2 separate regions of the Homo sapiens genome follow, and region 1 is linked to region 2. A link is a contact called in ENCODE Hi-C or POLR2A ChIA-PET data. All regions are on one chromosome and are shown on one strand. The core of a region is the stretch at or near the end of the contact, and the rest is flanking DNA. Distances in the headings are between cores, read along the strand shown.

Evidence for each region. A loop is a pair of places that touch in the nucleus more often than their neighbours do. ChIA-PET counts read pairs that join two places held with the same protein, here RNA polymerase II (POLR2A). Pooled maps may share reads with other maps.
Region 1: a map of PC-9 shows a loop between it and region 2 (5-fold over the local background). The contact joins two enhancer-like sites. A Hi-C loop is called at or near these places in 9 of 168 maps with a recorded cell type or tissue (Calu3, HepG2, IMR-90 and 5 more) and 6 of 50 pooled maps. POLR2A ChIA-PET finds 5 or more read pairs at or near these places in 10 of 52 experiments (A549, AG04450, HCT116 and 7 more).

Annotation. Positions count from the first base shown.
Region 1 is chr2:234,968,377-234,972,307 of GRCh38, forward strand. All of the region lies in intron 1 of SH3BP4 (SH3 domain binding protein 4), which reads left to right. Among named protein-coding and RNA genes, the nearest start is that of SH3BP4, 18 kb to the left of the region's middle. Within about 2 kb of position 2,140, at least 8 of the 41 ENCODE cell types and tissues checked have a DNase peak (open chromatin) inside an H3K27ac peak, as active enhancers do; they include HCT116, PC-9 and endothelial cell of umbilical vein, where a contact is called at or near this core.
Region 2 is chr2:234,879,463-234,883,078 of GRCh38, forward strand. All of the region lies in intron 2 of LOC101927896 (a long non-coding RNA gene), which reads right to left. Among named protein-coding and RNA genes, the nearest start is that of SH3BP4, 71 kb to the right of the region's middle. Within about 2 kb of position 1,674, at least 10 of the 41 ENCODE cell types and tissues checked have a DNase peak (open chromatin) inside an H3K27ac peak, as active enhancers do; they include HCT116, PC-9 and endothelial cell of umbilical vein, where a contact is called at or near this core.

The DNA of each region.
Region 1 (3,931 bases), core at 890-3,389, 89 kb after region 2:
CTTTTTTTTTTTTTTTTTTCAAGTTGTTTACTCTTATTTTCTAGTTACCCTCTAGAATTATTGCATTGGGGCCAGGTGGTGTCTAGTACAGTTTTTTACTTTGGAGAATTTATTGAAATTTTCTTTGGCTGAGAATGCCTTCAGTGTTTGTGGTTATTCCTTGGATACTTGCAAATCGATTGTATTTTCTCTGGGACACGGGGTTTCAGATAGATCAGTTAAATGAAGCTTGATTATATCGTATTTCACGTCGCATGCCATGTGTCTTGTCTGTTGGACTGTCAGGTCTCAAGAGACGGGCTTGGGTTTCCCTGTGTGGCTGCTGCCTTGCCCCTTCCCCGATCCACACTCACGGCTTTTACCATATGTTTTAGTCGTTCTTTCGGCATAATTGGATGTTTCCGTTGCTTTGCAATTTTACCAGTAGAGAAATCCTGTGTGTGTGTATTTCATACTTTTCCTGATACCCTTTTATTGCCTCCCTTTCTAGGTCATTTCATTGTGGTTTTATTTTATGCAAACAGTGTGCAAGTGATTCTTTCTGCCAGTTTTCATATTTGGTGTTGTAACTCACACAGTTGATCACTGCCCTCTTCTTTGAAGATGCTGTCTTCTAGAGCTCTTTCTTCCTTTATGATTTGGAAGCGAGACCAGCCACCCTGGTTCCAGGCGACTTTGCTGTTAGCTTTAGAAAGGAGAGCATTCAAGCTAGTCTCAGCCCAGGGCTACTTCCCCCAGGGCGCCTCTTCCCCGTAGCCACAGGGGAGCTTTCATTTGAGAGGTTCTAATTTTGTGTTGTTGAAGTTGCCAGTCTTGTTAGGCAGACTGACAGCTTAGGCTATCTCACTTATTGGCTTTTTGCAGAATTTTGTGGGTGGTTTTGGTTTTGTACGTTCGGTGCTCTGATCTGCGGGTGGCTTTGGGGAACGGTAGAGTCTGGGTCTATGCTCCTTCCTCATGGTCAAGTCCCCTCCCCTGAAGTTTGGAAGTTGCATGTCATCACGTGCAGCCCTGGGACGTCCCAGTGTGTGCTGGCTCTGAGTAGGTGGCTCTGTGACCCTGGCCTCTGACTGGGAGGCCACCCTTGTTCCTCCTGCCCATTCATTCGTTGATTCTCTCAGCAGACACGCACAGGCTGCCTTCAGCGCCAGTTGTCGCCTTCCAGCTATTCCAAGGACTGAAAACACAGATCTGATCGTGCCTCTTCCTGGCCTGCAGACTTCCAAGGGCTTCGTGGTTGTACAGAATAAGCCTCCGCTTTTCCACACAGCACACGGAGCCTGGCAGGCTGGACTTGGAGGGTTTTATCCCGAGCCTGCTCCTGCCCTGCCTCCTCTGGTGGGCCCCTAGGATGCCTGTGGGTCCTCTCAGGGAAGCATGTGTGTACCCCAGCCTTTCCCTTACTGCCTCTGCCCAGTGGGACCTTCCTTCTCAGCTTTCAGGCTGAGACGCGTGCTTGCGCGCACACACACACCCCCTCTTTCTCTGTCTCTCTCACACACTCTCGCTGTCTCTCACACACACACTTACACACACTCTGTCACACACACACATTTGCATACACACACACTCCCTGTCTCTCACACACACACACTCTCACACACACTCCCACATACACACACTCGCTGTCTCACACACACACACTGTCACACACTCACAAATACACTTACTCACACACACTCATACACACACTCACACTGTCACTCACACACACTCACAAATACACTCACTCACACACACTCTCACACTCTTACACACACACTCTCACACTCACTCACACTCCCCCTTTGTTTCTAGAGCGCTTCTGCTTTAGTTGTAGCCGTATTGGTCAGAACTCAAAACATTTGGGAACGCTGATGCCGAAGGACTGGCCGGATGGAATCTTAAATGTAGAGAAGCCTTAACCCCTCTGTAAACCTTGGCGGGACTTCTCCTTTGTGCATCAGAATCAACTGTGAAGGTTAAAGATACTGCTCAGGTCCTTCCCCTAGAGATTCCATTGGCCTGGAACTGGGACCTCTGGCTTTTTAATTTTAAAAGCATCCTAGGTGACTCGATAGGCCCAACTGGGATTGAAAATGAGCAGTTTAGACAGTTACCTCCTTTGGAATACGTGTCTTGAGTGGTATCATTTCTGAGATCATGGTTTTACAAAACTTCGGGTGTGCATAACTCTTTTTATTGTAGGAATAATAAAAGCCTTTGTAGTCATTCCAAACATTACAGACACATAGAAAGTGAACAGTGAGTCACCCTCCTTTCCTGGAGCGCCTTCCCTCGGGGCGCCCGCCTTGCATTCCGCCGCTAATTCCAGCTAATTGGGGTGCACTCTTCAGCTGACTTCTGTTGCGTAGGTTTCCATGTCTGTATTCCCAGATGGGATTTATGTGTCGTTTTCTTTTTTGTTTATTAGCGCTGGGGATCAGGATCACTTTTTGCCTCGTAAAAGCAATTGGAGAGAGGGTTGACTTTTTTTTTTTAACTGCGTTGGAATTGTTCTGTAGGTTATCACGCCCAGATTGAAAGAAGGTAGATGTGGGGATGGCTGCAGCGTGAGTTACCGGACACAAATTTCTTCAGAGACTACATGAAGACAACAAAATAGGCTACTCATTATGGCCTTCCCCCACTGCCTTTAAAAAAATTCTAAAATTGTGGTAAAAGACATAATATAAATGTTATCATCCTAACCATCTGGAGCATACAGTTCAGTTGCCTTAGTGTTGTACAGCAGAATCTTCACACCTTTTTCATCTTGCAGAATGAAAATTCTGTACCCGTTTCCTCCTCCCCCAGCTCTTGGCACCCACCATTCCACTTTCTGTTGCTATGAATTTGATTACTACAGGTACCTCACGTAGGTGGAATCATACAATATTTGTCTTTTTGTGATTGGCATATTTCACTTAGCATAGTGTCTTCAAGGTTCATCCATGCTGTGGCCTATCATGTTACAGTTGAAGGCTGCATAATATTCCATTATATGTATATGTTATATTTTATTTATCCATTCATCTGTCCATGGACATTTGAGTTGTACCTCGTGGCTATTGCGAATAATGCTGCTGTGAACCTGGGTGTGCAGATATCTCTTTGAGACCCTGCTCTCAGCTCTTTTGGGTATATTCCCAGAGGTGGAATTGCTGGATTATATGGTAATTCTATTTTTAATTTTTTGAGGCACTTCCATATTGTTTTCCTTAGCAGTCACTCCATTTGGCATTTCCGTCGACAGTGTACAAGGGTTCCGGTTCCTTCACATCCTCACCAGCGTTTGTTATTTTCTGGTTTTTTGACAGTAGCTGTCTCAGCAGGTGTGTGGTGGTCTCCCACAGTGTTTTTGATTTGCATCTCTCTGATGACTCATGATGTTGGCCAGCTTCCCTTCTTTAAACTGCATTTATTAACTTAAATTTTCTGTAAAGTTTTCCTTTTTCTTTTTTTCTTTTCTTTTTTTTTGAGACGGAGTCTTGCTCTGTCGCTAGGCTGGAGTGCAATGGCGTGATTTTGGCTCACTGCAACCTCTGCCTCCCAGGTTCAAGCGATTCTCCTGCCTCCGCCTCCAGAGTAGCTGAGACTACAGGCGTGTGCCACCATGCCCAGCTAATTTTTGTATTTTTAGTAGAGACGGGGTTTCACCATGTTGGCCAGGATGGTCTCCATCTCTTGACCTCATGATCCACCCGTCTCAGCCTCCCAAAGTGCTGGGATTACAGGTGTGAGCCACCGTGCCCGGCCTTTTTTTTTTTTGTTTTTTGTTTTTTTTTTGTTTTGAGACAGTGTCTCAATCTGTCGCCCAGGCTGGAGGGCAGTGGCGCCATCTTGGCTCACTGCAACCTCTGCCTCCTGGGTTCAAGTGATTCTCATGCCTCAGCCTCCTGAGTAGCTGGGATTATAGGCACGCACCACCATGCCCGGCTAATTTTTGTAT
Region 2 (3,616 bases), core at 424-2,923:
GCTAAACCATATCAGCCATATTCCATTGTGTTGTGTCTAACAGTGGAAGCTCCACATATGCAGCTAGTGTGAAGGAGGTGATCTTAAAATCCATTCGAAGAGGCTCAACTGGTGGAAGTGCTCGAATGGGTCCTATGTGATTCAGCTCCATTCTCATCCACTTGCAGCTCTGGATCGAAAACCCAGAGATGAGTGACATTCTGTTCTTATGGGTGCCCAGAGTGGTAGCTGGTGTATTTGAGGATGGCAGATAGTGCTATAAAACAAGAGTCCCGTTGAGACTTTGCTCAAACAGAGCCCCCGCCTGTCTGTTGGAGATTCTTTGTTTCACCCTTTTCAGTAACCAGAGCCACAGCTTCTTTGCTCACGTCCAAATGGAGAAAAAAAAATGGCTGAGCTTTGCACTGCCTGGGTCACCCCTAACTCAATCCCTGCCACCAGGCTGCAGATTTGGGTAGCAGTTTGTTGCCCTAACACAGGATAACTGTGATTGGTTGATATCAATCAAGATATGTCCCTAAAGACCCAGAGGAGCCAATCTCAATCAAGCCTTGGCTGCAGCACAGTGAGAAGTCCCCTGGCATGGCCAGGAGAAACCTACTTTGCCCAACAGGTACGTATCCATGATTGGAAAGGAAAAAAGACCAATTTGTACTGAACCTATATTGAGTACTGACTAAGGAGCTTTTACCATTTAATTTAACCCCAACAGTCCTTAGGGGGAGGGCTTGCTATGCTTATTTCACAGATAAGAAAACTTTAGCTCAGAGAGTATGAGTCATTTGCTTAAGGTCCCACAGCTAATATGCATCAAAGCTTATCTCACCGATTTCATATGCTGCTTGGCACAGCTTGTTAATGACCCTGAAGTCCATCCAAGCTAGACCTGGGAAATACATTTTAGATCCCATTCCCCCAAGTTTTGTTGTTAAAACTCATGTAGAGTATTTGGAATACATATATATGGAATATGAACATATATATATATATAAAAACATATATATATATGGTTTAGACTAAAGTTGGAAGGAAAACTAAAGATATGTTTTTTCCAGTTAAGCATCTTCTAACAGTTTAAGTAATTGGTTTGTGTTATCAGATTGTGGTCTAAACTAGATCACAGGAATGAATCATAGCTGATGTAATGCACACATGTCTTAGCACAGCTATTATGTGGTACCCAGGTGCACTGAATTTTACAATATGAAACCAGAGCTCTGCCCTTGAACCCGGTGAGCAATTATGGCATCATGAACTAGGCACTTGGATGCAGTTCAAAGAGCTGAGAACAAGTTACGAAAACGCAGGGAAAGTAAACTTCGGAGTTCCAGAGAGGTCACTCAATCTCCTCCTGGCCTTGCAGAGATGCCGATATCAGCTCCATGTGAAAACTGGTGGGGAAAACCTACAAGTCCAGGCTTTCACTTTTCCCTTAAAAGAACAGGGGTTGTCCTGAGCTGTGTAGCCTCTGGGATGGTGAGTCTTCCAGAAAATTTTCTCCCAGGGGACTTCACGGAAGAAGAAATTCCCTTCAAACTTGGGCTTTTCAGTTCTGTTACTAGCATTTGGGATTGGACCAATAGCCCCTGATGGCAATTCTGGTTGGGCAGGGGAAGTGTGAGAGTGTGGTGGGCAGGTGGGTAGAGGTGGGAAACGAAGCAAAGGGACAGAGACATGCAGGCTAATGTGGATGGTGGAGACCTCCCAGCAAGGGCAGCACTGCCTGCAGCAATGCCAGAAAGACAGCCTGAAAGAGAAGCTTTCTGCAACCTTAGTTCTTTTTGCTCAGGAAGTACTAAAGTTAGAACCTGCTGTCTTTTAAAAAGAAATGATGTTATTTCACAGATCCGCACATTTAAATAACAAATAAGCCAAGACAAAACAAAACAAAATGTGAAGTCCTAAAATTTAGTTAAGATACATTTTTCTTCTAAGAGACTGCATGGAAATTTTGTTGTTGAAATAATTCACTGTGCTGAGCTTCACTTGAAATGCTTAAATACCTTGAAACCATTTCCATTTTTGCCTTTACTCAAAATAAGTGGTTACTTTCTAATGAATGAAAAGCCCAGTATGTGAAAAGTGTGGCTTAGGCCAATAAAAAGGGAGGTAACAGCATTTTAGTAGTTTCTCAGAAGCAGTTAAAAAATAACACAATGAAGTTTAACAGGCTGAGGAAACATCACACCCCATCATTAAAAACAGCAATGCCAAAAATACCCAGGGGTGAACAGAGGTGAGGGAGACTGCCAAAAGATTATTGCTTGAAGGATTGCCTTTCCTTGTACGGGTACCTACCCAGGGCAGTTGCTCCAGGTTCATGCAGGGGTGGCCATATTTTGTATCACGTGATCCTCAGTCCACAAGCTGATTGGACCAGAGGAGGCCACTTCCCCAGAGGCTGATCAGAACACCGTGATACAGCTCCCTGCAGGGGGCGCTGCGCTGTTTTTGCAGCCAAATGCAAAATGAAACTGTAAGTGCTCTCATTCAAAAAGCAGGAGAAACGTGCCATGGAATGTAGTAAAAGATAAGGCTTTTCCCTTTTTCTACAGTCTCTCAATTTGTTATGGTGTTTTTACTTTGCTCCTTGAGGTCGTTTTGAGTAAAGAAAGAATACAATTTTAAATCATTAGCATGAATTTTACCATTACTCTTCATATTGTGCAATTTCACGTTTAAATACAAACATAAGTACATTTAACTCATATGCAGCATCACCAAAATTACACAATTTGTATTTTGTGGCTTGTACATGCATATATATTTCATTCTTAGCAGAACATTGGAAACACTACAACACATGAACTCAACTGTCTTTATTTCACTTCTTGGTGCACACATTTTCTACTAACAACCTCTACTTTTGGCTTATTGATGAATAAGGAAAGACTTAAAAAAAAAAAAAAAAAAGGAAAAAGCAAGTCTGGCTCTCTTGCCCTTTCCTTCTAAGTCCTCGTTTTCAGCATAAGGGGTTAGCTGGCATAGCTCTGAAGCCTGAATATCTGAGACAGATCTCAGTTAATTTAGGAAGTTTATTTTGCCAAAGTTAAGGACATGCACCTGTGACATAACCTCAGGAGGTACTGATGACATGTGCCCAAGGACATCGGAGCACAGCTTCTGAGAAACCATTAAAATGGTGTCACCTCCCCTTTTATTGTCCTAACCCACACTTTTCACATACTGGGATTTGCATTCATTAGAAAGTAGCCACCACCTGATTTGAGTAAAGGCAAAAATGGAAATGTTTTCAAGGTATTTAAGCATTTCAATTGAAGCTCAGTACAACGAATTATTTCAACAACAAAATTTTCATGTAGTCTCTACAGAGATATGAGACATCAATCAATATATGCAAGATAAACATTGGTTTAATACTGAAATTCCAGGTCATAGGTAGATAAGAGACAAATGGTTGCATTCTTCTGAGTTTCTGATGAGCCTTTCCAAAGGAGGCCATCAGATATGCATTTATCTCAGTGAAGAGTGGGATGACTTTGAATAAATGGGAGGCAGGTTTGCCCTAAGCAGATCCAGCTTGACTTTTCCCTTTAGCTGAGTGATTTGGAGGCCCCAGGATCTATTTTCCTTTCATGTAAGGAAGTCACATGAG